7 separate regions of the Mus musculus genome follow, and all the other regions are linked to region 4. A link is a loop called in an ENCODE intact Hi-C map of the cell type or tissue named here. Cell type or tissue: heart. All regions are shown on one strand.

Region 1 (4,000 bases), 1.4 Mb after region 4:
AGCAGGAATACAGGGCATCAAGTGAGGGATGGGGTTGCCATCCCACAGTCAAAACTCTGACCCATAATTGTTCCTGTCTGAAAGAATTATAGGGATAAAAATGGAGAGGAGCCTCAGGAAAAGAAGGTCCAGTGACAGGCCCAAAGTGGGATCCAGCTCAAGGGGAAGTCCCAAGGCCTGACTCTATTACTTAGGCTATGGTGCACTCACAAAAAGGGACCTATCATGACTGCCCTCCAAAAGACTCAAGAAACAGTTGAAAGAGTCAGATGCAGATATTTGCACCCAACCAATAGACAGATATTTGACACCTGTGGTTGAATTAGAGAAGGCTGAAAGAAGCAAAGGAGGAGGGTGACCCTGTAGGAGGACCAGCAGTCTCAATTAATCTGGGCCCCCGAGGTCTCTCAAACACTGGACCACCAAACAGGCAGCATACACCAGCTGATGTGTGGCCCCCAACACACATACAGTAGAGGACTTCCGGGTCTGTGTTCATTCAGAGATGATGTACCTAACCCTCAAGAGACTGGAGGCCCCAGGGAGTTTAGAGGTCAGGTGGGGTGGGGTGGGGACATCCACGTGGAGACAGGAGGGTGGGGAGGAGGTGTGAGATGTGGAGCAGATGAAGGGTGGGTGGGGGGAATGGAATATGGAGTGTAAAGAATAAATTAATTTTTAAAAATAAATTATTATTTTATTATCATTACTAAGGAGCTGTACAACTGCAGGCACGATATTTTTAATATTAGCCATTGCACAAAGGTGTGGAAGGACAACTCTTCAAGTGTATAAAGAACAGGAGTTTCAGGTATAGCTTGTGCCAGGGGAAACTGTGAAAAGTACCTGCTGCTTCCTCTTCTCCTGTCCGTTCAGGTCTAGATTTGCTCAAAAGTTCAACAAAGAGCAGGTCTTCATACCTGGCATCTGCTGACACTTTGAACTGGGCTGAAATTCAGAACTCGCTTGTCACTTTAAAAAGTGTTTTTTTTTTCCCATGATAAAATTTTGCTAGAAATTATATTCACGCTGATTAAAAAAAATACAGAGCTGATTTTATAGCATGTGATGTTGATTCTTTATGGATAACCAGGCTATCTTTTCAGTGATTATTAATTGTAATGATATGAGAAAAAGAGAAAAATGAAATGAAAATATTTCAGTTTTGATTGAATTTTTTTTTTTTTTTTTTTTTGCTTTGTGCCACAGAAAGTCTTAACATGACTTAACATGAAGGGAGAGGTTTTGGCCTTTGTCACTTTTATATTTCCTCTTTGGTAAGATTTTTGTTTCTTTTCTCTAAGCATTTTCACAAGTGTCTGTTATTCATCATATATTTATTTTCTTCATACTTTAGCAGTAGAACGGAATGTATAATTTTAAAATAGGAATGGATTACTCAGAAAAAGAAAAAAGAAAAAAAAAAACTACTGGCTGAAAGACATAAATCCATATAAGATGCATATAAACCAGACGTGTGCTGCCCTCTTTTGGAATAAGTAAGTGAAGCAAGCTCTTATTGTACCCCTGGTATTTAACAGTTGTCTGCATCTTATCATTGCCACACTGCAGAAGAAACAAAAGCGTTACTGTCAATCAACCTTTTTTTTTTTTTTTTTTTTTTTTTTTTGCTAAGAAAATAAATGGAGAACCATTTCAATTTGAGGGATTCACACAATTAAATTTGCAGAGAATTAGTGTCATACTAAATAAAAGTATATTTGCTTCAACTACTATGAAATCCAGATTAGGTGATAGTGCAACAAATGACAATACTACTCTTCTCATGAATATTTGAGTTTTCATGTAAGCCTTAAAATGGTTACATAGTTGTATAAGTGCAAATTTGCATATAAAATGAAATAGACGTAATTTGTACATAACTGTTTTTGAAACATATTGTTCAATTATGAAAAACCCTGAGCAAGCCTTAAATATACCATAATTAAGAGAAATGTTGAGTACATTTTCATTTCTATTATACTCATAACCATTTGGGAAATGTAAAATATTAACAAAGATTATTAATGCCAACCAAGGTGGTAAACAAATGCTTGTTGAATCTGTAGAGACCTCTAAGGCTAAATAATGAATCTGAGATGAACCTACACAAGCCAAGGCCAGCAAAAATAAACAAAATGCAGTATCTGTCTATGCTTTTGCTGAGATGGACAACATCAGTTAAACCTGATGCCTGTTGGATTTCTCAGAAGCATGGCCCCGCTTGGAGAGAAATTGTTTGCAACTCTGATAAGGATAATTTATGTGGATCATCATGAAATCCTCCCAACGTGCAGGTCTCAAACAGCAAACAAAGGCATTAGTGGATTTGGAGCACCACTAACATGGCCCCAAATTTTCAGGCTGGAATAGAATTAGTTTTTAGCCGACCCTGCTTTTTGACATCATTTTCAAAGAACTTTTAGGAAATCTTTTTTCACAAAATTAAACTCTTTCACTGTGTGTTGCATAAATTACTGCCTGTAAATTCCTGTGTCTGTGTGTGTGGGGGGGGGGGGGAGTATCACTTTAGTCATTCCCAAAATAGAGAAAAATGTTAAATTCTTGGCTTCATTAAAACATTTCAAGAGCATCTGTCAATAATTCCCAACAACAGCAATGACCAATAGCTTTTACTATATACTGGATGTAAAAAGATTATAGTCATTAAAATACACAATTACTCCATACTTAATAAAACCTTAAAATCAATAATCTTCACTTGAGTCCAATTTTATATTATTTCACACTTTAAAAAATCCACATCAAAACTACTTGTCATATGAATAAATATTGATAAGTATTTTACTGATATCCAAACCTTCATCTCATTTAATATTTTTACATGTATATGCAAATATATATGATATAAATGCCCACATAATTTATTCATTAATGGTTATTTCAGAAGAATAGCTCAATATATTGACACAGATGTTGAGGAAAAATTATCAACTCATTGACAACAGTTGTATTATCTGAGGTCTAATTTTTAGATAACAAAGATGTTTTCAAAGGAGGTCATCATGGCAAGGTATAAATGAAGCTAAATTATCACGTGGTCATGTGGAAGTCAAAACACCCAGGTGCAACTAACCATATTGGATATTGAAGAGTGAACCTAGATCTATAGATAAGCAATTTGCTTGATTTGGGGTAAGAAAATTAAATAGAGATTGTCTAGACAGAATGACCTCATTGCATATATTAGCTTCTACAGTAGTCTAAATCTAATGAAAATTCTAAATTACTTTATTGAATAAATGTTTTTAGTTATGTATATATGTTGCTTTCTATGAGATGTTGGCAATTGTACAATACTCATATTAAATTCTCCACTCATAATACAAAAAGTTCTATGAAATAAAGGTTAGAAAACAAAATTTCATTTATTCCTTTTTTCTGTTGTTTAGTAGTTTTAAATATTCTATTATCAAATAATGACATTTAAGTATGTATTTCAGACATTACTTTCAGAGTATTTTATCATTTATACAATTAAGAATTGGAAAATGAGACTATAAGGGAAAAACCCCTATTTGTTTGCATTTTCATATTTCTTTGCACATTGCATTGTACAGTTTTAAGTTTAATATATTTCTGTAAATTAAATATATTTACGTTTAATAATTTAGGTTGGATTGTCTGCTCTGATTAAAGAATAGATTATTTGAAGGACAACAGAAAAACGGACCACAGGATTTAAGTGTTAGGGTTAAGATTAACCTGAGGCAGGCCATGTAACACACTACAGATGCCAAAGGAAATCAACATAACCTGAGGGAAGGATCTGGTTTAAAAAAAAAATTAACTTGTAAAAAAAAATTGGCTTCATACCTGGGTTATTTGCATTGATTTTGTAGAAGAGCACCATTTTCTGTTACATATGACATAAAATAGATCTTGAAAATTCGGGGTAAGAACCAATAGTGATTTGGGGTATTTAAAACACAAACAAACATAGCAACTGACAAATGTCCATGGTAAATGTTCTTGAGCA
Region 2 (4,000 bases), 1.7 Mb after region 4:
AGGAGGCAGAGGCAGATACGTACAGCTAGCAGATGTCTCATGGGGTTATGTTCAATATATATATAAGAAATATTAAGGTCTAAAACATCAAGAAGCATAAAACTGCCAACTGTGTTGGTGGTGCATGCAGACAATAGAAGCTTTGGGTTAGGATTGGTCCAGGAAGGTCACAGGAGGTGAGCATTGCTGACCTGAAAAGGAGAGGAAGGATGTAGACAAGAACTTCTTCAGTCTTTGAAAGACTAAACTGGCTCAAATTTGAAAGACCCATCTCAAAACACCAGATCTTGCTGTAAGGAATGAGAAATTGTATGCACCATGTAAAACTGGAAAATTCTTTAAAATACCCTTAAATATTTAAAATTAGTTAGGAAACTCTATACACAATAGGCAAATGTCAATACGTATAGTGTTTTAGACTGAAAAATGTCTAACTATGCTATTCAGCGGTTAGTTTTGAATAGTAAATAGATTTTTGTCTTTTTTTTTTCCCCTTAGTTTCATGGGTTTTCCAAGCATGCCACAGTGAGAATTCATTAACTTCATCCCACCATCTGCAAGGATGTGGTGGGCAGGATCTGCTCAGGTTTTGGTAGGCAAGGCTGAGTAAGATCTTCCTCCTCTGTGGGAATCCTGGCTGCAGCCATTCTAACCTGTAGCCCAGGTATCAGGAGAGTCAGACTGAGTAGGTCTACAGGCAGCCCTGTTGCGACAGGCTTGGGCCCCAGAGGACCCGTGTCCTTTATGAGAGTACAGCCATAACTCACAGGGGCCACCACAGTCTGAGAAGCCCCATTAAGTACACAGAGTTCATTTCTAACTCCACCCAGCCTGAATGTCACATTCTAATTGAAGTTATTTTCACCTACATCAGCATCACTCAGCAGCTCAGGGAGACTCTTCTCAGCAGACTCCAGAGGAATCTCAGAGGGGTCAGAGGTAGTCTCTCATATTCAGGCTAAAGCATTCTTATTAATTTAGCCGTATGTACTAACTTGTATTTACTAAACTCATTGTATCTCATAAACTCATCAACAATAAAATAGACCACTGGTAGAGCTCAAATGTGACACACAAAGAACCTAAGATGGTTAATTAATATTATGAAATTGAAAGAGAAGAGGTAAAAAGAGATGGGAGTCAATGAATGTAAGAGAAGCAGAGTAGGAAAAAATGATATCCTGTTGTTGACAACTCAAGTCTGTTAGCATTCTGAAGACGTCTGTGAGTAAAGGGGAATGTAAAACATGTGAACATTCTTATGCAAGTAAAAGAGAATGCAGATCATTTGCTTTAAGCAATAAATTCTTTGAGACTGTTTAGATTCTGAAGAGAAAAAAAAGACAATAAAATTAAATTAAATTAAATTAAATTAAAAAAAGGCTGCTCCAGGTTTAGAAGCTCAATCATTCATGAAGTTGTGGTGATTTAAGAACACTATATCTTTCGACCTGTTCCCTGTGACAACACAAATTCTAATGACAGAAGCTGCCAGGGCTAAGATTGAAGAAGAGGGAAACTGGACCGGGGCAGCTCATGAGCTCACACTCAGCTCCAGAACACCTCTGACACTAGGGATGGATGTCCAGCAGAGCGAGGACGCACAGAGTCATTTATTATTGTTATTATTATTATCATCATCATTATTAACTAGTTTAAATTTTTTTAAAAAAATTGTAAGCCTTTCAAATGTCTGTGAAATGGTACCTTAGAGAATCACTGAAAGAACATTAAAAAAAAAAATCCCTCCTCACATTTATGTCTAGCCTGGAGCCTGGAGCCCAGAGACAATCAGTGTGCAGTAGCAAAGTAGTGAGAGCATGGCAGAAGTATCTTCATCAAGCCGAGGAGAACCCAAAGAAAGGACCAGTCTGCTCTGTGGGACAGGCCGTTGTTTAGGGGTTGAGAGGAGAGAAAGGAGCTCTCAGGGATAGAAAACTAGTGCTGTCTATGGTGAGCATGGTAGCTTACACCTCTAATCCTAGTGGTCTGAGGTTGAGACAGGAGACTTGCCACAAGTCCAAGAACAGCGTGGGCTACAGAGGAAGACCTTGTCTCAATCCCTCACAGACCACCAAAAAAAGTTATATGTGGCACAGATGCAGAATTATATGCGCAGCGACAAAAATACACTTGCACGGGAATATCTGTAAGAGAAACATGAAGAATGTGAAGTATTCAATGCAGGCCAATACGTGAAAAGAGCTTTAAGCATTTAGATAGTGTGATGCCAGTTCTTTGCTAAAAGAAATCATTTTCTTAAAAATGTTGTTCAAGAGGATTGCCCAGGCAATCTTTTCCTATTTTTCTATCCCTCGTAGCTGTTGAACCACAACGTAGCCACTTCAGAGTAAGCACTCTTTAGAGACCAAGATGCAGCATACTCTGCGCTTTTGCCGAAGGACTTAGCTACTTCCACGCATTTATTGCACCTTCCCACGTTACCGTATTTACACATTGATGATACCAGAATACCTTTGACAATCTCTTCTTTTTCACTGTAGTCCTGGTCTGATATGTGGAAAAGCAAAGACAGTAGCGATAGACGTAAAGGTAGGCAGGTCTCTAACTTCTAGACTAAAATCTTTCACCCTTTGTCCTTCTCAGAGTCAGGACCACTTCATCCTTCAGCCTAGAGAAGACTTGGTTTGCACAATTAGTTTTATAAGACACCAGCTTTGCCTTTGACACCAGCTCTCGCAATCTCTTCTAGACCCGCAGACTTCCGCTTCCGGGTGAGCTTCCGAGATCTCATGCCCGCTTGTTTTGTATTCTAGATCGGATCCTACTTTGGTAGCGTCTTAACCACAATTGACATCGACAAAGATTCTTACACTGATCTGCTTCTCGTCGGGGCTCCCATGTATATGGGGACAGAGAAAGAGGAACAGGGCAAGGTGTACGTGTACGCTGTGAATCAGGTAATGACATCTGAGGTTGATGAATCCAGAAAATGCCTTCCTTCCCCTAGTTCCACTAATGCTGCTCGAATGCATTGCGGGTAGAAAAAAAAAAAAAGATCTAAGAAGTTTTGCTAGGCCCATTCGATTTCACAGTTTCAAAAGAAACATTTAGAATCCAAGTTAACTAATTTCAGACCTTAATTCTGTTTTGCTTGAACATATGAAATATGTTTTTTTGTTTCTGTTCTTACTATAGAGTTTTGTTTTGTTCTTTTTATTTTACCAGAATATGAAAGGTAAGTAACAGAAATGCAAATAACGCTCATGTGGTAAATATCCTACTCATAACCTATTTATGAGCTCCAGCCTGCATAGGTTGAGGGACATCCACGGTTACCATGGCAATAGCCAGAATCAACTTAGTAGCAGTGATACCAGGTCCTTCCTGGGAGACACAGTGGGTTTCGAAACTGGTAGCCAGGTGGAGAGAGATTTGTATTTCAGTCCTAATTTTAGACATCATTTGCTGTGTGAAGTAATTTTTACCTTACTAATTAAAAGGATATTTGCAATTTACAGACAGGCCAGTGGCCAGGTTTGTGTTGTGTTTTTGTTTGCTTGTTTGTTTTGGTTTAATTTTTTTCTTGTATGGTAATTATTTTAAATCATAGACTGCATACCTTTCATCCTATCTTTTCCTTGGCTTTCTCCTGTGCGATTATTTGAGGAAAGAAACTGTGATGTCTCTCTCTCTTTCTCTCTCTCTCTCTCTCTCTCTCTCTCTCTCTCTCTCTCTCTCTCCCCCTCTCTCCCTCTCTCCCTCTCTCCCTCTCTCCCCCTCTCTCTCTTTTCTCCAAGAAAATATGTTCTCTCTTAGCAGTGTCTGTTTTCCTCCACTCCAGGCAGCCTTTGCTGTTTGAACAGAGTAAATTTTGTCCTTAGGTGGAGAATGAACAAAGATTCTTAGCCAAGAAGCATGCTGTGGTGAAGCAGGGCCCTGGGCACACAATGGAGGACTTAATTTTTGCTTCTTTAGTAAGTCAGAAAACATGCAACTAATTATAGCCTTAGCTTCATCAAGAAGAGTCTGTTGGAAT
Region 3 (4,000 bases), 1.9 Mb after region 4:
ATTGGGGGTCAGGTAGATTGTATTTGAGAGGAAATTATGTGGTCCATTCAACCACAGCTTTGCTTTATAGGACTCAAAGTTGTCAGGGTAAAATATACATCTCATAAATGGTAGATCACAAAATGTGATCTTAAGAACCTGAGTGGCTTCTTGCATGGCCACCACACGACAGCAACACAGTGACACAGTCTAATAAAGAAATGGGACTCACTTAAAAGTCACACAGCACTCATTGTAGCAGCAAGCTATGACCGTCTAACTGGGCAGATGCCTTTCTAGTTAGCAGTGTTATTTTTACACGACAGTGAAACTTGCCTCTTTAACTGTGAAGAATAAAGACAACTAGGCCAATTTACTCTAGTCACCTCAGTGATTATTCCTGATACATAGCTGAACCCGACATGTGAAAATCTCACTAAGATTTCATTGAACAGAAGGCAGGATTCTCAGCTGAGCTCCCTCATCTATCTCCATGCACACAGAGAACAACTCTACACACAAAAGGGACTCACCCTTCATGTACTTTCAGGAAGGGCGGAGCCATCAGCAGGAAAAACATCCAGAGGCAAAAGATAAACATGGGGGGAAAGTTGGAAGTACAATATTTACTACTTTAAAGTATAAAGACATAGCCATTGTGTAAATATATAGATTGTATTGTTTGTACTTGATTTTGGCAAAGGAAGCCGAGACGTAAATGTATATATTGCACAGCTGTATTAGAATTGTCTATTTTTTAAAGAGGAAACTGTCCTATTTCTCAACTGATAAGTACTCCTGGTAAGATGTAATATTTGCTGGTTTTAATTAAATGTGTCTTGTCATTTTTCTCTCCACCAAAAGTATATAAGATGGATGTATTTCCTTGTGTATCAACTTAGTGAATTTATCTGACTTCTTAAAAACAATCAAACTGTAGTAATTGACATAAAGAAAAGCCCAAGAGCCAGACAGAAACGTTTTATTTAACTGTAAATCATCCTTTTCATACCCTGTTGTTAAGTATCATTAAAAGTGTTTTGACAGTACGCTGCTCTCTCCTTGGGTTCTTACTGCAACACTACACATATCAGTACGTCTTAGGGACTGCTTTCGCTTCAGCACACATTCAAAGTTTAATTCTAGGCAACTCGAGCTGTCAGCTGCCTAAGTTTCTGTTCTCACAGAAAATGAAAGCACCTGATGTGCTGCAACCTGCAAAGCACAATTAAAACATTTGAATATTAAGTGGGGGAGGGGCTTAAGTGCTTCAAAACTTCAACACACTGAAATGAGCACACTGCAGATTAAAGCTGGACACAGTTACAGACTGCCATCACTGTGTGCATGGCAGACTGCTGCAAAATTCAGGAAAAGTTTGAGGGTGTTGCCCCTCCTCTCAATGATAAAATAGCTCCCAATTAGGTATCAGGCATTCTTTCATGTGGCCTTCTACCTGAACCAAACAAAACCAAACCAAACACTGAAACTGTGTTTAAGATACAATGTTGGAGGGAAGAAAAAGGTTGTTTTGGTTTTAGTTTTCTGGTATTTAAAAAGTTGCATACAAAGTATTTTCAAGATATTCTTTCCCCTTACTCAACTCTTCCCAGATTCTCCTCACCTCCCTACTTATCTGTGTTTTTCTATCTCTCTCTCTCAAAAATAAAATAAAATAAAATAAAATAAAACAAACAAAAGTAGCACAAAAAAGCATGGAATCCACTGTGTTGACCACCACAGGGTCTGCCCTGGAGGGTGGTTGATAAACTGAGTGACACTCCATTAATGTCCATTAATGTCCCAACAGATGTCAATTGCAAACAGTTAGTTGGTCAGGGTGGTCTGCTTCTCAATGCTGGTATTTAAACCTTATCAAAGCCATCATCTGTCCCAGACAGGTCGCTGTATAATTTTATATTTATTCATGTGTAAAAGGTAAGTGACTCCTCTTATTAATTCTATATTAGTATTAAATTAATTAATTATAAATTAATTCCATATTAGTATTAAAAATTATAAACACTTTTTATTATTTTTATTATTATTTTATTATTACTATTTTTATTATTAATTCTATATTATATTATATAATTAATTAATTAATTCTATATTATATTATATAATTTTATATAAATAATTATATAACATATTATATATTATATATTTATTTATTATTTTATATATTTATTAATTCTATATTAGTATTAAAAAGTATAAACACTTCCTTAACAGTCTCTCCCTATTAGGGTGCTATTATTATTATTATTATTCCTTAACAGTCTCTCCCTAATAGGGTGCTATTGTAACTTTTCATTTTTTAATAAGATAGCAATTAAAGATCAGACATTAGGTCTCACTTAAAGACCACTCCAGCCTTATAGAATGGCTACAATAAACTAAACTTTTTGATTCAAGTCAATACAGGATTTAAGTCAGTCACAATTATAGCCCTGCATCTACTGCCCTCTGTTGGATGATCCAACTAATTACAACACACAGTAGTCTAGAATTGCTTGCCCAATTAAATTTAATCAGATGCTGGTTCACATCTGTATGTGGTACCACTTCCATGTCAAGTGTGTTCCATTTGAGACACAGTATGTGAAGCCAACAGCACAAGTATTCATTCGGTAAGTATTTGAGAACATACTATAACCTCATGCACTGGTTAGGCACCTTGGTGAACCTCGTGCAGCTGAGGCTAACGGAGGTGATAAGCTACTGCATGCAGTACTTCAGGTAGCATTAGGTACCGTAGCAAATATGAGACAGAGGAGATGGACGGGATTCCACTTTCATGCAGGGCAGTCTGTGAAGGCTCTCTTTAGAGATAACATTCAGAGACTAGAAGAAAGAGAAGCAGGGCACATACATCTCAGAGGGAAGACTAACCTAGGAAAGGTAGGTGTAGCCTGCCCACACCAGCCTCAGCAAAGCAGCAAGCCTGGAGCAGAATGGGAGCTGGGAGGAAGGCTACTCTGTTGGATCGCAGAGGTAACTCTGGGACCTGGGGTCCCAGTACCTGTGAGAAGCTCTCACTAGGAAGATGTGTTAGGCTGGAAGTGGTAGAGGCAGAGGCAGCGTGGCCATTAGGTGATGCCTGTAATCCACGAGGCCTGGACTATGAAGGGGGAGTAAAGAAACGAGATTCAAGCCTCACCCAGACATCCTGTTAGCCCAGGCATTCACACTCAAACTGTCAAAACCAGGACCCAAATGACGGCTCTGTAACCACTTCTCTCAAAACATTCTGAAGCCATATTGTGACCTTGCATGACCTTACTCAAAGGATAAAAATCTAGAGGCTCTAGATGCCGTCAATGAGTGGACATCTGCTACTGTCTCGTGTGCAGACAAGAGCCTGTCCATTCTCTACCACTCAAGGCATCTGGAGCATACACATGAGCATACACATGAGCTCACGATGGTCGTGTTTCCTGCGGGAAGTCTCCTCAGAACCACAGCCACAGTCCAAAGGGAGCAATCTGTAAAAGACGCTGCTCCTTTTTAAAACTATTCCTCTACCTGCTTTAAGAGCAAACTGGCAACTACTGCGTGTCAGGATGACGTCAGCCCCTTCATCTCTCAGGAACCAGTTCGCTCTGCCACTCCTGCTACGGTAAGGAATAGTGGATCATCTGTTGGATTCCAGTGCTGGGCCCTGCAAACTTTCAACGAGGTTCTATTCCGGTTCTTCCAGCACGTCTCAGGTCACATCCTACATCTGCGTGCCAGAGACTTAAAAGCACAGGCTGGGTCCCACACTGTATAAAGCCTACTTAATGATAGAACAATTCTTTAAAACCATTTCTAACTGCTCTATGTTCTTTAAAAACATGATCTTCAATAAGGTCCTTTTAAAGAACATTTGAATAGGACAATCTGTTTGTTGTTGATTGGTTTGTCTTTGTTTTGTTTTGTTTTGTTTTGTTTTGAGACAGGGTTTCTCTGTGTAACCCTGTTGTTCTGGGACTAGCTATGTAGACTATGATGGCTTCACACTCTGAGATCATCTCTA
Region 4 (4,000 bases):
GGATTCCAGTTTCCTGAACTAAAGTGGGCATGTAAGGTGACACCTATGGTTGGACTGCAGAGCAGTTGGTTAAATAAGACAACCATCAAATACTTGCTTCTTTATGGACATTTTTTTCTTTCTTCCATTCAGGAATATTTGCCAATAAATTGATACATTTTGAAGAATACCTCAGAAAACTTGTTCCTTTTCACCTTCTGCTTCATCAGAATCTCTAATTGTGCAGTTCTGACTGTAGGTGGAGACAGTATATCAGGAGGATTAATACAGTGTCACCATGTACCTGATATGTCACCCCAAAATATATCAGGTAATTAAGGAGGCTCTACTGTAGTTTTAAGTTGTGGTCCTATCCAGTGAGACTTTGAATTCCAGTTGTATATTCCTGAAAGATGTTGACTTTTGTTTTTAACAAAATCTTGCAAAGAAAAAAAAAAAAGACACCTGTCCTTCTAGTAAATTGAGGGAAGGCAGGGGATAATTAGGGACAAATGATCTTCAGAGTGAAACCATGGCTTTACAAGTTCAAGTCTTGGCTAATAAAATTCTCAGAGTGATACCAGGAATCAGACAAATACCCAGAAATGTGTATTTCCCATCATTGCTGTTATTTGTATGCCCTATCTTTCCCCCAGCTCCTTTATGACTCAAATCCTTGTGTAAATTACCATAAAAGGAAAGCACTTTATTTATAGAGGGTTCTCTTTTGCCTAAATATTCCAGATGAGAATTTTTTTAAGTGACAATGAAAACTAACATTTTTAAAAATGTTGTTAAGGATATTGTAAAAACCTTAAACATCATCCACACTTCAAAGCAAAGTTCAAAAATCTGGGTTGCATGACTTGTCTCTTCGGGAAATGAATTCAACACCTCATAAAAATATCTTCAGGCTTCTCAGTAAAGCCATGTTTGTTCTTTGTGTGTTTGGAGTTTGTACTTTCTCTGAGTGCAGAAGATGTGTTAGCAAGCTAACTGGGATTATGCCCTTTACAGAAAACGAAGGCTCCTTTGGGAAAACTATTTGTCCAAAAGGAGTCAATGGCTTTCTGGCTTACAGTCCACTGCTTCTTCTAGCCCTTCTCTCAGTAGTAGCTTTGTGTTAAGGTCGTTGTTTTATTGATGTTGAAGTTCCTCACAACATAATTTACCCCCAAGGAAAGAAGCAGCAAAGCAGGAAATTATTCTCTGAAGTCTCCAGTTGTTTCAAGTCACAGCCTGATACTAAAGCGCAAAATTCAGTTTTCCATACATTAATATCATCTTTGCAACATCTCCAAGGAACCTAAAGAGAAATAGCAATCCTGAGGGTTTCTACAGGGAAATAATATCTATCAAATAAGATACATTAAAAAATTAAGTGTTAAATCGACGTCTTTTTAAAAATTGGGCTCTAGTCTGATAGTACTTTGGAAAAGTCAGAAAAATTTTAACTACGGGCTCTCCACTCTCCCTACCTTGAGGTACATATTTTGAGAGAAGATGACTTTCGATCTTATAGTCTGAATTGGAATACCGGAAGTTCTGACTGTGATCCTGGGCGCAGCCGCGGATGTATGTGCGTGTGCATGCTCAGCATAAAACAGTCATGCCCCCATGACTGTCAGCAATCCTATGAAGGAGCCAGCTCAGGGCTCTATGCCTTCTTAGTGGAGCAGCGTGCCTTTACGGTTTCTCTTCCCTTTGAAGACACTAGGAGGCGCGCCAGCACCAAGTTTGCTCCTTTACGCTCTGTACCAACAACGCTAAAAGGTTTTGTTTTGTTGCTTTTTTTTTTTTTTTTCCTTCATTTGAAAGTCTGCAAAGGGAAAAGACTGGGAAATGCACTTGGTCTGTTTATACATCCGAGGCCCGGAGGTGTTACTTTAGAGAACAATATCCTCTAGAATGGCTTTTCCCTCTCACCCCGCCTCAGCTCTCATTCTGTCTCAGGTGGACTTGGAAAAATACAATAAAATAAAAAAAACTTCACACAAGGAGAAAGTCCCGCCCCGAGGCCGGGTGGGATGGTTTACAGCCTGGACCTCCAGCAGTTCGGTGTTTAAATAAATCTTAGTGAGCAATGGAGACCGATCTTCACATTAATCTTGAGTAATTAGCGTTATAACCCTCGGCCCGTTCAAGACAAAGCTTTATGCAAATGTCCCCCCTTCCTTTCCAGATGCCTCTTCCCGGGGCCTGCCCCGGTCCCCTTATCCCCTAGCCCCCTGGGTTGCTAACGCCCCTGCAGATCCAGAGCCTCTTTTTTAATAACACGGTACGTTGAGGACCTTTAAAAAAAATGATGAGGGTTCTGGAGTTTTTAAAAGATTTAAAAAAAGGGAAGTAAGGGCAGCTGCAGAGGGGCGGGGGAGGGGGGTGCACAGCCGGGGCTGTTAGACAGGGTTAGCCTCCAGCGAACTGGCACCTGCCCTTGGCAGCCAGGCTTGTTCAGTCAAGGACAGAACCCACCGAGTAATGAGATTCGGAGGTTGGGAAGCGAGATTTTCTCCAAACATCAGACTGGAGGGCTGAGGGAGGGAGGGAGGATCTTCCAAGGGAGACCTTCCAGGAAGGTTAGATCTCCAGTTTGGCCCTTGGGACACCACTCTGACTTTCGGTCCTATACATAGAGAAGATTCTGAACTTGGGTCCTCAGCTGGGAGTCGCTGCTAAAAGGAGACATGGCCTAACAGGAGGCGGAGGAAGAGAATATGAGAAACCCCAACTCACAAGTTTTTATGCGCAAAGGTCGAGGAGGGCGGCGCTCACACAGAGCACAGACACGGAGCTAAGAGCGTTCAGGTCTCTGTCTGGTGCTGTACTATCTGCTGTGTTGTGTTGACTGGCTCTGAGGACTTAGATTTTCAGTTTATTCCAAGGACCCGCTCGCCGTTTTATGGCTGTACTTATTTTTTAAAAAATCTCTCTGGTCCGTAACGAAATGACTCAAACTCCCAAATCTTTGCAGACCTGAGAATGGAGCCTCCCAAGCTTCAGTGTGCATCCCTAATGCCGTAGTCCACCCAGCAACACACACACACACACACACACACACACACACACACACACACCCCACACCGCCCTCAGTGCTTCCTTTCTCACAAAGCAGAACCTAATGAGTGCTAAGGTATTAAGCAGAAGGGCTCAGAGAATGTGGCCTAGGGACTGTACCTGTCACTCCTCTTGAAAACTTCTACAGAAACAGTTTTCTGATTCAAAACGCGCCTCAAGCCTCCACACACATTATCATCCTTCTGTCTTTATACTTTTAGGTTATTCCTTCTCTCTCTCTCTCTCTCTCTCTCTCTCTCTCTCTCCCCCTCTCCAGCTGACCTCTCCATTCTCAAAAAGGTAAGCATAGCACTAAGGGGGAAAGCCACGGATGTGACTCTTTTTAACTCATAATAGCTGTGGTCTACACTGTGTTTATGAAACGGAGTAAGAAAGGGAGGGGGCTTAATGTAACGACACCGCCAGGCTGTATAAATACAATATTCATTTTTTAAAAGTGAAGTGGATTTGGTTTACTCTGAAGACCAGTAATTCAAACAGCACCTATCTGCTGCAGATAGAGCAGCTATGCACATCTACACGGGCAAGTTTGAAATTTAGAACAAGGCTTTGATTTATTCCCTTTCTATCAGTGATTAATGCCCCTTAATTAGCTAATCTCAAAGCTATTATTTACACCGATGGCAGACAAAGGAAAACCTGATGATCCAACGCTTATGTCAGCTTGGAAAGCTAAAACAAAACAAAACAAAAATGTTTTATTCAGAGTGGAGTCCAGAGTCTTACAAGTGAACCTTAAAATAACAAAGAATCCCAAAGGTAAAAATAAAATAAAATAAAATAATAAAGCCACTTTAAAAGATTTAGAAGAATACTCCTCGGTCGCTCCCCAATCTAAATCTTCTTCTTCCTTCCTCTTCCTTTTGCCTGGAGCAATGTGAGAGGAGATAATTAAAGAGGAAGACTATGTTTTGTCTTCTAAACATTAAAAATCTAGGAAATTTCT
Region 5 (4,000 bases), 1.6 Mb after region 4:
TTCTTCTTCTTCTTCTTCTTCTTCTTCTTCTTCTTCTTCTTCTCCTTCTCCTTCTCCTTCTCCTTCTCCTTCTCCTCCTCCTCCTCCTCCTCCTCCTCCTCCTCCTCCTCCTCCTCCTCCTCCTTCCTCCTCCTCCTCCTCCTCCTTCTTCTTCTTGTTTTTTTGAGACAGGGTTTCTCTATATAGCTCTATAGCTCTGGCTGTCCTTGAACTCACTTTGTAGACCAGGCTGGCCTCGAACTCAGAAATCCGCCTGCCTCTGCCTCCCAAGTGCAGGGATTAAAGGCGTGTGCCACCAGACTTCTTTAACATTTGTCCTTTCCCCTTGTCGCTTCTGTATTTCTCTATTTGGCAGTTTACTTAGTGATACCTGTGTGCTTCTTCAGCCCTCCCCACTCCCAGTCCCTATCTATGCTCCCTGCCTTGTAGTCTAGACAGTGGGTCCTCCTTTGGGTGGCACCCTTCTCCTACTTTGTCCTGCTCTGGACAGGGATGTCCCAGTATTTGCTAACTTGGACTGATTTCTGCAAGGGGCTCTAACCACAAACCCCACTCATCCATTCCTTCCTCTTCTTTGAAATTCTCAAAAGTGCTAAGCCACTTGAAAATGACACATATTTGTTGAAGCTAGAAGGGATCATGAGTGACCAGGCACAGGAAGCCAGGAGGAGAAGGAGGAGAAGGGGGAGGAGGAGGAGGAGGAGGAGGAGGAGGAGGAGGAGGAGGAGGAGGAGGAGAAGGAGAAGGAGAAGGAGAAGGAGAAGGAGAAGGAGAAGGAGAAGGAGAAGGAGAAGGAGAAGGAGAAGGAGAAGGAGAAGGAGAAGGAGAAGGAGAAGGAGAAGGAGAAGGAGAAGGAGAAGGAGAAGGAGAAGGAGAAGGAGAAGGAGAAAACTAAACAAAACCTAAAACAATACCTTGGCTTCTATTAGAGCAAGTTCTCAACGTTCAAACATCCTAATTTAGCTTAGACAAAATAGTCCACATTCCATTTCAAGGGAGACTGCCTTCCTCCCCACCCCCTTTCCCTAACTCTTCCTTCCCCACCCCCAGTCTAGTTTCTCCCTTTTTCCTGGCTGTCTTACTGTGATTTCCCCATCAAAACCCTTTATCTACAACTGCCTTTAATCAGGAGTCTTCTAAAAGAGGCAAGCTCTCTGTAACTTAAAGGAAAGCCCTCCGAGAAGCTTGCCGGTGGCCAGGATGCCTGGAGGCGAGAAGGCTCCAAGGCCAAGTTCCTGAGTCCGCTAGCATAAAAGGGCTAACTTCCTTGCGAGTCTGATCCATTCTGCGCAGCTGGACACAGGAAAGCAGCCTCCCAGCAAGGAGTAAAAGCCCGGGCACTTTGAAAGTACCCTTTCTACCCAGATCCGGGAGAAGTCCTGGGGTGCGAAGGCGGGGCTACTAGACTGGCGACACCCTCCTGAATGTCCAGCCCCGCCTTCCAACCACCTTTGGGATTTGGTTCGTGAAGCAAGATCGCCCTCTCAGTGAAAGGCAGATGTCCCTTTAAGGTTTGCTTTGCTGCTGCCTGTGGACTTTAGCCTAAACACGGTCCCGCGAAGTTGGCTTTATTTGTCCATGTCTCGGACAGAGCCTGGGTGGCTGCCAGTGAGATTTCAGAGACTTGAGCGCAAAGGGGCGGGAGATGTGGCAATCCATCTGGGATCTGAGAAGCGTGGAGCGGGCTTAGCAGCATTCGACCAAAACACAGGAAATTACTCTTCCACCGCTCCAGGGCGCTGCAGCCGCTGGGGCCGCTGCCGGACACCCGCGGAGACCGCACCGAGTGACCCAGAGCGCAAGTCGCCGGCGCCTGGCTTCTGCCTGTTCCTGCCAGCTCCTGCCCACGAACCAGTACGTCGCTGGTTCCAGCAGCCACTCCAGCAATGGTCCCCAGGCGTCCTGCTAGCCTAGAGGTCACTGTAGCCTGCATCTGGCTTCTCACCGGTGAGCGACCCTGCTTTCCTGAGCATCTCTGGTGGGGCTTGGGGCTTTGGTGAGGGGTGACACACATAGCAGAAGGGCAAACCAGAGGGGACCTCAGGTACAGCTGTCAGTTCAAAGGACTGAAGGTAGCGCCCGCGTGAGGGAGGAGGTGCTGAGAACTTTCCAAGTACATCTGGCATTTCTAATTAAAGTTGTTTTTAAGTTGTGCGTTGTGTTTTAGGCATTTGAATTATTGCAAGGGAGAGAGTAACCGGAGGCGTCTGATTAGTGTGCAAAGTTCCTGCCCTAGGGTTGCTCAGAAGTGAACTTGATAGCATTTTCTTCCTTTTTAATACTTAGGACCTTCTCTGCCAAAGAACAAGGAAAGACAGGCATGCCAGACAAATCTACTTCTTGTCCCAATATGACGTTTCTACGTTAGCTCCTAAGAGGCGGAACATTTTGAAATTGAATGTTTAGCACCCAAATGTCGCAGTGCTGTCTTTCAAATACAAATGCGTTTCTTAAGAAGGTGCAGTACCTTCTTAAAAGATACTGCAGTGTTCTATTCAACTGAGAGAAATGTGGGGACATTTCCGATTTCCCTAACAGTAGCTAAGCTCACAGCCTTTATTGTAGTTACCAGTTGGGGAGGGAAACTGAGCTGGTGTCCAAGTGAAAGGATTTAAGCACAGTTTATCACTTCTTTAGTTCTTCAATTAGTAGCTTTCTTTAACAGGACATGATATTCAATTGCCTGATTGTTTTCACTGTTGGCGTGCCTAACTAGTTAATTTCACATTGGACTATTACATAGGGCCAGTTAACCCTGCAGTGGACGGCTAAGCACTGAGAACCCTTACATTCACTTCCAAATGGAGTTTTAATAAGCCCATCCTCTGTCATAGTAAAGTGGTGTGGGCAGTTAACGAGCTACGGGCTTTCATCCCAACATTTCCCACTCTTCAGGAAATGCCCAGGAATCCAAACAGTGGTGACTTCTAAACAGCATTCTAGGCCAAGGAGTGGTTTTAACCTACCGGCTCCTGCATTGACCCTTGATGCAAGCTTGGCTTGTGAGTCCCTTCCAACCCTAACTTTCAGAGATTGTATCTTGATGTTTTGCAAAATCGGAATTGTTTACTAATTACTCAAGCTGTATCTTTTTTTTTTTTCCTCCCCATTTTACCAACCATTCAGTCAGTGTGCAAACGAAACTTCCATATTCTCTAAAAGGAGGGGTGGGGATGAGAAAGCTACAGTTTCACATATACATTGGTATGACATGCTTTGCTGAATCCAAGATGAGAGTTAAAAGAGGCCGATCGGCAGGTTTTTCTAAAGTACGCTCCAGTTATTAGTGTATAATATTTAGAGCATGGTTGACCCAGGGCGGACAGGTTCCTTATATTTAGTGTATTTATGTCCATTCCACAAGACACAAGGCATTAAGTATCCCGGGTTTGACTTTTTCCTTATCAGTTACTCATACTTAAAAACCATGGACTCAGCAGTTAATCTGGAGTCTTACAGACATATCCATTTAGGAATGATGCTACAGAGCTTAAACTGTCCCTCGGACCCACCTACCAAATATTTTTCTTGTATCTATTTGAAGTAGATCATCTGTAGTAGTTCGAGATTGCCCTCTCAGATAAAAATCCAAATTTCTCAACAGATTGCCCAAATTCAGGCAATTTCTTATTGCTGCTGCAATAAGTTGCCATTGATTTATTGGCTTAAAACACGGTATTTACAGTTTTACAGTTCTATAGGTTTTAAGTCACACTGTGATAAAAATCATGCCCCACTCCCCCCACCAGGGCGTTTCCTTCCACTTCCTGAGGCTACTTTCAAAAGTTGACATGCAGTTTTTCAGTCTTCCTCTCTGGCCCGCTTCATGGTCGCATCTTCTCCAGGTCTACCTGCCCTGGGTCCCTCCCTGCATTTATTCGGTACCTCTTTAGGAATGCCCATTCAATCTCTCTGCCAAGTCTGCTTTCTCCTCAAAGGTAATACGCTCAACTTTCACGGATTAGGGCAAGGGCGTCTTTGGTGGTTCCACACTGTTAAC
Region 6 (4,000 bases), 1.5 Mb after region 4:
GGGGCCTCCAGTCTCTTGAGTGTTAGGTGCATCATCTCTGAATGAGCACAGACCCAGCAGTCCTCTACTGTATTGCATTGGGGGCCTCATATCAGCTGGTGTATGCTGTCTGTTTGGTGGTCCCGTGCTTGAGAGATCTCGGGGGTCCAGATTAATTGAGACTGCTGATCCTCCTTCAAGATCGCCCTTCTCCTCAGCTTCTTTCAGCCTTCCTTAATTCAACCACAGGGGTCAGCTGCTTCTGTCCATTGGTTGGGTGCAAATACCTGCATCTAGCTCTTTCAGCTGCTTGTGCAATATGATTTTTTAAAATAAATCTCATGCTTTGCCAATCCTCTTTGATTATAATTTCTCAAAACCAAGACTTGGGTAGAAACTGAACCGCATAAAATTCAAAATTACAGCTTATAGTGCAGATATTCTGAGCTGCTGATTGAAAGCAAAAATCCCATTCTTTGATAATCACTGAGTAGGATTCATGTAGTAATTAAAACACCTACTGAAGATGTTACTGAATAGATGACACCCCCTCTCCACACTGAGGTAGGTCACGAAAACCCTTATTGACAAAAAAAAAGAGATAAATTCCTCAGAATACGGTTCTGGTTCTGCTCCAACATACTAACAAGAGCATAATCAGAGCTCAAAGACTCTGTGCCATAGAGTGTGGGAAGAATAAATCATTGTAACTTTTCCTTGGAACAGTGGAGCGCAGCGTTCTGTTCTACTCCTAGCTTGCCAAATGCTCTCTTGTGTAGAATTTGATCTGCTGAATAGAATTGTATGGTCTCAAGCAATTACATATTGGGTTACTTTGGCTAGAAATGCTGATTTTTGTTTTGAAATCATCCAAAGAGTATCTTCAAACACTATCTCTAGTAATTAGAGTGCAAGGAAGGCATCCCTTAGTCACAAGAAGAAGAAGTTCCTATTCTCCACAATATGAAGCCACTAGAGCAAGGAAGATATGTTCTTCTAAAGGCTGAGCAATTTCATAAAAATGTGTGCATTCTGTGCTTGAAATGTTTGAGGCACTAGCTTGGTTTTTACCAAACATGGAACAGAAACCAGACATATAACACCACCGTTTGACCACTTCTAAACTATGTCCACTTGAGTCTCTATTCTTCCCTTATAAAAACAGACAGTAGGAAGTTCAAGACCAAATACCAGTTTTCAAGCAATGTGGTGAAGGTAGGGGTAGAACTAGTCTCTCTCAAAAAGGACAGAAGATACACTTTTTTTTAAAGAGTTGCTTACTTTATTTGATGTGTATGTGTGGGTACCTGTACATACTTATGTGCACTACACACGTGCTTAGTTTCCTCAGAGATCAGAACGGGGAATCTGATTGTCTGATGTGCAATGACAGGCAGCTGTAGGTCATCATCATGTGGATGTTGAGACCTAAACCTAGGTCCTCTGAGAGAACAACGAGGACTCTTAATTGCAGAACCCTCATTTCCAGCCCATTTCTTTTCTGTATCAAAGTAATCTTTGTACAGACTCGGTGAGAACTCCAGAATTATATAAACCACATTCATGAGAACACAACGACTGGAAGTAGTCTTGAAGGCTAGCTGTAGACCTAGTATTAGAGATTATCTCGCACAAATCATTGTCCTGTAGTCAGAAAGCCGAGGAGCCCGAATCTATGCTGTTTTCCGTTCCCAGCTTATCCCAGACCTTTATTTTTTGGATTTATGATTGCTGTATTCCATTTGTAAGAAAAAACACAACCTTTCTGCATGGAATTATCTCTCCCAACAGAGATTTCAGGTGTTTTCTATCTTTTAGATAGAGTATTTCCTTATTTTCTAAGAGTACATTGTCTAATTATATAGGTTCAATTTATTAAAAGCAATCCACTTCGAGATTTTGTCCCTATTTAATAAAACACTAATTGCATCAACCAAAGTGAAAATTTTGAAGTATATTTCTCACTCTCATCTCCATATACAATTATGAAGTCTGAAAAGGAACCCATTACCCAGACGCATCATGTCGACGCAGAATTGGAAGAAAGGGGACTCAAAAGTTTTCAGAAGAAACGCTTGTGGACTGGGTATAGACGGATACACAACACTTAAAACTGCTCCCTGTTCAAGGGACCAAACCACTTCTACAAAGCAGCAGCCCAGGCAAAACAAAACAGAGCTCAATTCCTCCTGCAGCCTCCTTAGAGAAGAGAATCGTGACTCCAAGGTAAATACTCCCCTCTGGTGGTCGTGATTGAAATAGCATCTGGAAATAGCATCGGTGAGCAGGCTTTCTTGTAGAAAATGTCATTCATTTACCTCCATCGTTTGTCAGTCCCAGATACCATTGTGGGCGCCACGGAAAATATCTTAAGGATGAAAATAATGCAAGGAGATGTGTCCGGTTTTGCCGCAAGTCATAAAATGTTATAATAGTGCAGCTGCAATCCCACAGGCTACGTTCACAAACGAGAACAAGAGAAGTTGTTAAGGATATTACTCATTGACAGCCATGTGCCCCAGTGGTGTCAAAGCTTCATTTTCTGCTCTCAGAAGTTCACCCCATCTCTTGTATCACACTATATTTACTCTTGTTTAAGTGGGGGATGTCAAACCTGTAGTCTCAAACCGGAGTCCTGCATGTTCTTTCTGTTGTTTCTTTCAAAATAAGTGATATAATTTGATTTATCTCTATTCATAACTGAGTCCGAATTACTGTTCACCTCTGAGGAGGTTGGCTCCTGTGTGAATGTTGTAACATAGTAGGTGACAATGCTAGCAGGGATCAGTCAAAGGCCAATTTAAAAAGAAAAAAAAAAACCTTCACAGAATACAAAACAAGTGTGGTAAGCAGGTCTTGGGTCAAATGATCCAAGCTCAAAGAGAGCATTGCATAAAATTCCATGGCTAGGAAAAAATATGTTATTAACAACTTTCATGAAAAAATGAATCAATATCTGCGCTACAGAGCACAGCTCACTGTACCATCTAATTCTAGAACAACAGGAGACAAATAAATGTTCACCTTTCTTTTTATTTTTTAATCATTTTATTTGTTTACATTTCAAATGATCTCCGTCTTCCAGGTTTCCCCTCCACAAGCCCCCATCCCACCGCTCCCGCTCTCCCTCCCCCTTTGACTCTATGAGGGTGCTCGTCCACACAGTCACCCACTCCTGCCTCACTGCTCTAGCATTCCCCTACATTGGGACATGGAGCCGCCATAGGACCAATGGCCTCTCCTCCCATTGATGTCAGATAAGGCCATCTTCTTTTACCTATGCATCCGGTTACCTCTATGTATTCTTTGAGAATTCTATACGTGTATACGATACATTCAGGTCATACCCACATTCCATCTCCCCATTCCTGCTCTGCACCCCGCCCCCAACTCCCCATCCCATCACAGTCCTTCCCAATGAATGTTTTTCTCCACCCCCCCCCCTTTCCTTTTTCGCCCACTACATTCAACCACTACTAATAAAGTTGCACTCGGGGAAACTTTTCCTTGGAACATACTTGTTCTTGTTGCTCAAATGCGGGAGGCAGCAGAAGACTGTGGGAGTGTTTCTCCACGGCAGAAACTCCGTTGATGAGATACTGGCTTAGAGGCCTCCTCCTTAGAGAATGAAGAGCCCCTGAATATGGATGCTCGTTTTTAAAGATGGCTGTAAAGGGAAGAGTCACAATTCCTTGTTTGGGTGCTTCCAGTCCATTCACATTCCCCAGATGTTACACACCTGGAAATGAGAAACAATGGCCGCCTCGGTGCTCGCACCGGTCTGTCCCACCCCCAACTCTAGAGCAACCAGAGTTAGCTTCACACTCTGTCAGAGAGGGAAGGGTGGAGTTTGACAATCCAGTTTTCTAGCCTTATTGGGTAGGAATGCTTTTCTTTTCTATCACAATTGATTTGAATGAGATATCTTTATAAATTAAGAAAACAAAGCCCTCCTGTGTCCCTAATAAAAGGAAAGTTAAAAACAGAATTTTACTTAGAACAATATAATAAGATTTGAATT
Region 7 (4,000 bases), 1.7 Mb after region 4:
CTTGCACCACCACATGAGGGCCCAAGTGTGGATTCCTTCCACTGTCAACGAAAGAAAAAGCTCTCACTTCAGAGGAGTTAAAGACTTATTTTGGTTTATTTTGAAGCAAATATGAGTCTTGGGAATTCAAGTCATTTAACTCTTCCCTAACAGAGTGGGTTTCCATGTGGAAGCAGTTTTGTGGAATTTTACAGTAAGAGAACAAAGTCATAAATCCAGGTATCTCAGACTGGCAATTACAGCAAAGTGGAGAGTCTCCCCTGTAGGCCTCAGATATCATCTGAGGACATTCTTAGCTTTTAGGTCGGCTTGAAGCTACCGGACTTCTTAGTTAATAGATTCCTGAAAGGGTTTTGTCTTTTAGTTACAGAACATGAGCTGTGTAGCAGAGTTGAGCTAAAACTAGGCCAAGTTAAGGTAATCGGGCTGTGGACTTGTAGGTTGGCAGCTTTTCCACACCAGAGCAGCTCCCGTCAGTCAGACAGCCTCTGCAGGTACAGCTTCTTTTCAGGGATTCTCAGTCACACCGCCCACGTTAAAGAAGGCATGACAGCATGCACCTGGTACCCGGGGCAGGAGAGGTGGGCGAACAAGAAGCCCTCTGTTCACAGGCCAAGCAGCCTAGCTGAATCAGTGACCTCTCCATCCAAAGAAAGACTGTCTTCAGACACAGAGCAACTGAGATCGATGAAGGAAGATCCTAACATCAACCGCTGCTCTCTGCGTGCATATGCGTACACACAAGGAGTGGGGGAAAAAAAACAGAAATGTAAAAAAAAAAAATAAATACAACAATGATGTTGTATTAAACTGTAAAGCTGGACACTTCAGACAGTAGATGATTCACACCCTAGGCAGACGACGGGAACATTAAAGGTTTGATCATGCTACTTGAGACAGTACATAATTGAAAACATGACTGTTTTCTTCCTGGAGTTTTAAAGTAACTTGGAAGTTACGTGAAACAGCACACACTCTCAGTGTTTCAAACATCATTCTTCTCCCAAGAAACAAAAGCAAGGCCGTGTCACAGAACAGAGAACAGAGAAGTGTTAGAGTTTTAGGGAAAGCCGGGGGGGGGGGGGGGGAGGTGCTGGAGGGACAACTAGTTTTCTAGATGCCTTTGAACCATTTCCTCATTGGAAACTAACTCACAGATCCCCCAAATACCATTTTGATTCCGAGCTCACACCCGGCCACTTGGTACAAAGTCTTCTGTCTTTGAACTAAACATCTGAGATGGCTCTAAACAGCAGGGGTCTCCGAGGACAGGAGATAAAATCTTTTCTCAGTCAAACAATCATTGCAGAACAATAGTCGTGAAAGCACATATAATATACAAAGCAGAGTGTCCTCTGATGCACCCACATTACCCTAGCAAGTTAAATGCAACAATGTGCGAGTCATCTCACTGTTTATGTGTTTGCAGGGCCAGAGATGTGGCTGTAGTTAAAGTGACCATGAATTTTGAACCCAACAAAGTGAATATTCAAAAGAAAAACTGCCGTGTGGAGGGCAAAGAAACAGTATGCATAAATGCTACAATGTGTTTTCATGTGAAATTGAAGTCTAAAGAAGACTCAGTTTACGAGGCTGGTAAGCATTATGGTTGTCGCGTGCACTTTGGGGCAGCGGAGACTTCATTGGCTCCAGGATGATGGCCTCTCCCAAGCATAATAAACTGCTCATGACATTTGCCCAGTGAGTGCGTCCACCCTTGAAACCACTCCTGCTCCAGGAGGAACAATAGTGGGAGCCTAGTCAACTCCGCAGCAGAAAAGAGATATCTGAACACAATGACCTCAAAATTCCATGTTTTCCTGTGCTTCCCCATATGTTTATAAACACTCACAGATAGCATTTAAAAAAGAATCATTTCCCTTCTACTGCCCCCTCCTGGGAAAGGCTGGTATTATAGATGACCTGATGATTTCAAATGACAAATACCCCTCCCTGCCCCACCACCTCCCCAGCCCCAGCCCTGATCCCATTGTTCTTTTCCCACTGAGATCAGACTTCTATTTTTAGCCACATATGGGGGGTTATAGTTTGGTGGCGGAGGCGGGGGGGGGGGGACGCTGGATGTATTGTGTCAACCTGTGTGTCCCCTCTGCCTGGTGTTCTGAGCTTTCTAAGACAGTCTTCATTGATGTTGAAATACATTGGGGTCAAACTGTGAGGGCCATTGGCTACAGAATTGTGGTTTACTCCACAAACAAAATACAAAGGCAATAAGGAAACTCACTAATCTTTAAGATTAAACTGTCTTAAGTTTCTCTGGTTGTGCCTCTCTGATAGTCTTTTGACTCAAAGGCAAATGAAATGCAGAGATAGCCATAAAGACTTAGGCTTTCATATGCAACACTATTTTATATTTTTTAATAAAGCACATAAAGGAGATTTGTTGTCCTCTTATAAAGAAAAAGGACTCACTCACATTCTTTACTGTGGCTTGCTTATTTTATGGACTTTCCTAGTGTTTTGGTCATAATCTAATTGACGCATTTCTACAAGATGGTAAAAAAAATGGTCATTGTTTATTTTCTTTTCTATTGAAATTTATTTGAAGTCAATCAGTATTCCAGGCAGTTTTCCAGTATCTCTAAACTATAAAAATTATTTAAAACAGAAATTGAGTAAATGAAGACTTAGTTAATAAATCAGAGTTCACATGTATGCCTATGTGAGTGTGTGTGTGCATACATATATTACACATAATTATAACGTAAATGTTCAGTGCATGGTCAAGTCTGAGAGCCATTCTATAGACTCCCTTGAGGTTATGCCCATGAGAGCTTCTATCTCTTTATCGTAGCAATGTAGGTCTTCTTTGTGTAGGATCTCCTACTGATTCACTTGCTCGAACTTTTGCTCGCTAGTTCAACACAGTAGATCAGGTGAGTGTCTATCAGTTTTCCTTTCCTCTTTGTAGATCTGCAGTACCGTGTCACCCTTGATTCGCTGAGGCAGATATCACGGAGCTTTTTTTCTGGAACTCAGGAAAGGAGGATTCAAAGAAACCTCACCGTTCGAGAATCCGAATGCATCAGGCACTCCTTCTACATGTTGGCAAGTAAATCCTGTGTTACAGCTGCCTTTCTCCAACGTGCGAGTGTTGCGTGCACTCATGGGAAGTCACTCCTTCTCTTTGGTTATTAAGAACTGAGAACTGACGAGTTAGGACTTGTATAGAATTTGATGAGCATCAGACACATCTGGCTGCAGGCTGCTGATGGTGACTGCAGCCATGTGTACAAGGTCAGCATGTCCGCTCTGTCCAAGGACCAATGACAAAAGAAATCGCCTAGTTTCAAATGTTACAAGATCTCTTTGCCTTATATTGGCTATTTGAACATTTTGTCTGGAGCTGAATGGGATACAGTTTGTATCCCTGCGTCCCTGGGTTCTGTACTACTGGGGGAGGGGGGAGAATTCATTTAGTCTCAGAGGATCAGAATAAAATAAAAATTGTCATAGGGTTACTGAGGCAGTTCACAGCATTGTTTTTGACATGACAGATTATGGTTCTTACTGAAATGGAAAATACTAATCACATTCCCATCGTTTCCATATTATTATGCACTGGAAAATTCCGTAGATTTAGATATACATGAGTAAAGTACTCATCTGAAGAGTTTGCTCTTCTTAAAGTGAGCCACTTTCCCAGAAGTATTGGAAACTGATGATTGGCACCAGGTCTCAAGAGAATCAACGTTTTTGCCACATAGCTCAGGTGGTATATCCAGGCAGGGGAAATATCAGGTCCCTCTTTGGAGCTCGAGAGAGTGCCCTGTCATAGTCTAGTGCCTCCACTTTCCCTATAACCCTTGTCAAACAGGTATACCTGTCAAACATGGTATACCACTTCAGTGAAGCAAGGGCTGGCTGAAAGGTGATGTCAGGTTAGGTTCACGACGAGAATGTTCCAGTATGCCACAGCAGCAGAGGGATGCCACAACAGAGTCATAGCATCCGGTGACTATGACAGCAGTGACAAGTG

Evidence for each region. Hi-C counts contacts between places; a loop is a spot of excess contacts. Peaks named below come from ENCODE experiments on the same cell type or tissue, not always from the same donor. Only the 100,000 strongest peaks of a DNase experiment are listed, where the experiment ranks them.
Region 1: it touches region 4 in a loop (10-fold over the local background); 11 of 42 quality-filtered maps call a loop at or near these places.
Region 2: a loop joins it to region 4, with 7 times the contacts of the local background. A loop is called at or near these places in 19 of 42 quality-filtered maps.
Region 3: a loop joins it to region 4, with 4 times the contacts of the local background. A loop is called at or near these places in 7 of 42 quality-filtered maps.
Region 5: it touches region 4 in a loop (5-fold over the local background); 2 of 42 quality-filtered maps call a loop at or near these places.
Region 6: a loop joins it to region 4, with 9 times the contacts of the local background. A loop is called at or near these places in 35 of 42 quality-filtered maps.
Region 7: a loop joins it to region 4, with 9 times the contacts of the local background. A loop is called at or near these places in 19 of 42 quality-filtered maps.

The regions. Positions count from the first base shown.
Region 1 is chr13:115,285,051-115,289,050 of GRCm38, reverse strand. No RefSeq gene overlaps it. Among named protein-coding and RNA genes, the nearest start is that of Gm25985, 170 kb to the right of the region's middle. In heart, a CTCF peak has its summit at 1,501 (motif pointing left); no DNase peak of the experiment used is centred here.
Region 2 is chr13:114,992,715-114,996,714 of GRCm38, reverse strand. Itga1 (integrin alpha 1) reads left to right here. Exons shown (of 29, transcript NM_001033228.3): 13 at 2,778-2,921. Among named protein-coding and RNA genes, the nearest start is that of Itga2, 63 kb to the right of the region's middle. In heart, no CTCF peak of the experiment used is centred here; no DNase peak of the experiment used is centred here; H3K27ac peaks cover 471 bases.
Region 3 is chr13:114,830,109-114,834,108 of GRCm38, reverse strand. It overlaps Itga2 (integrin alpha 2), which reads left to right. Exons shown (of 30, transcript NM_008396.3): 30 at 1-1,028. Among named protein-coding and RNA genes, the nearest start is that of Mocs2, 14 kb to the right of the region's middle. In heart, a CTCF peak has its summit at 2,445 (motif pointing left); no DNase peak of the experiment used is centred here.
Region 4 is chr13:116,710,114-116,714,113 of GRCm38, reverse strand. No RefSeq gene overlaps it. Among named protein-coding and RNA genes, the nearest start is that of 4930435F18Rik, 130 kb to the left of the region's middle. In heart, a CTCF peak has its summit at 1,691; no DNase peak of the experiment used is centred here; H3K4me3 peaks cover 1,640 bases; H3K27ac peaks cover 1,022 bases; H3K27me3 peaks cover 1,292 bases.
Region 5 is chr13:115,099,418-115,103,417 of GRCm38, reverse strand. Itga1 (integrin alpha 1) reads left to right here and starts at 1,454. Exons shown (of 29, transcript NM_001033228.3): 1 at 1,454-1,947. The coding sequence starts at 1,887. In heart, CTCF peaks have their summits at 456, 1,738 and 3,739; DNase peaks (open chromatin) are centred at 1,517 and 3,837; H3K4me3 peaks cover 3,092 bases; H3K27ac peaks cover 2,245 bases.
Region 6 is chr13:115,228,887-115,232,886 of GRCm38, reverse strand. No RefSeq gene overlaps it. Among named protein-coding and RNA genes, the nearest start is that of Gm25985, 110 kb to the right of the region's middle. In heart, a CTCF peak has its summit at 2,229 (motif pointing left); no DNase peak of the experiment used is centred here.
Region 7 is chr13:114,985,199-114,989,198 of GRCm38, reverse strand. Itga1 (integrin alpha 1) reads left to right here. Exons shown (of 29, transcript NM_001033228.3): 16 at 1,430-1,596; 17 at 2,933-3,069. Among named protein-coding and RNA genes, the nearest start is that of Itga2, 55 kb to the right of the region's middle. In heart, a CTCF peak has its summit at 1,879 (motif pointing left); a DNase peak (open chromatin) is centred at 1,738; H3K27ac peaks cover 408 bases.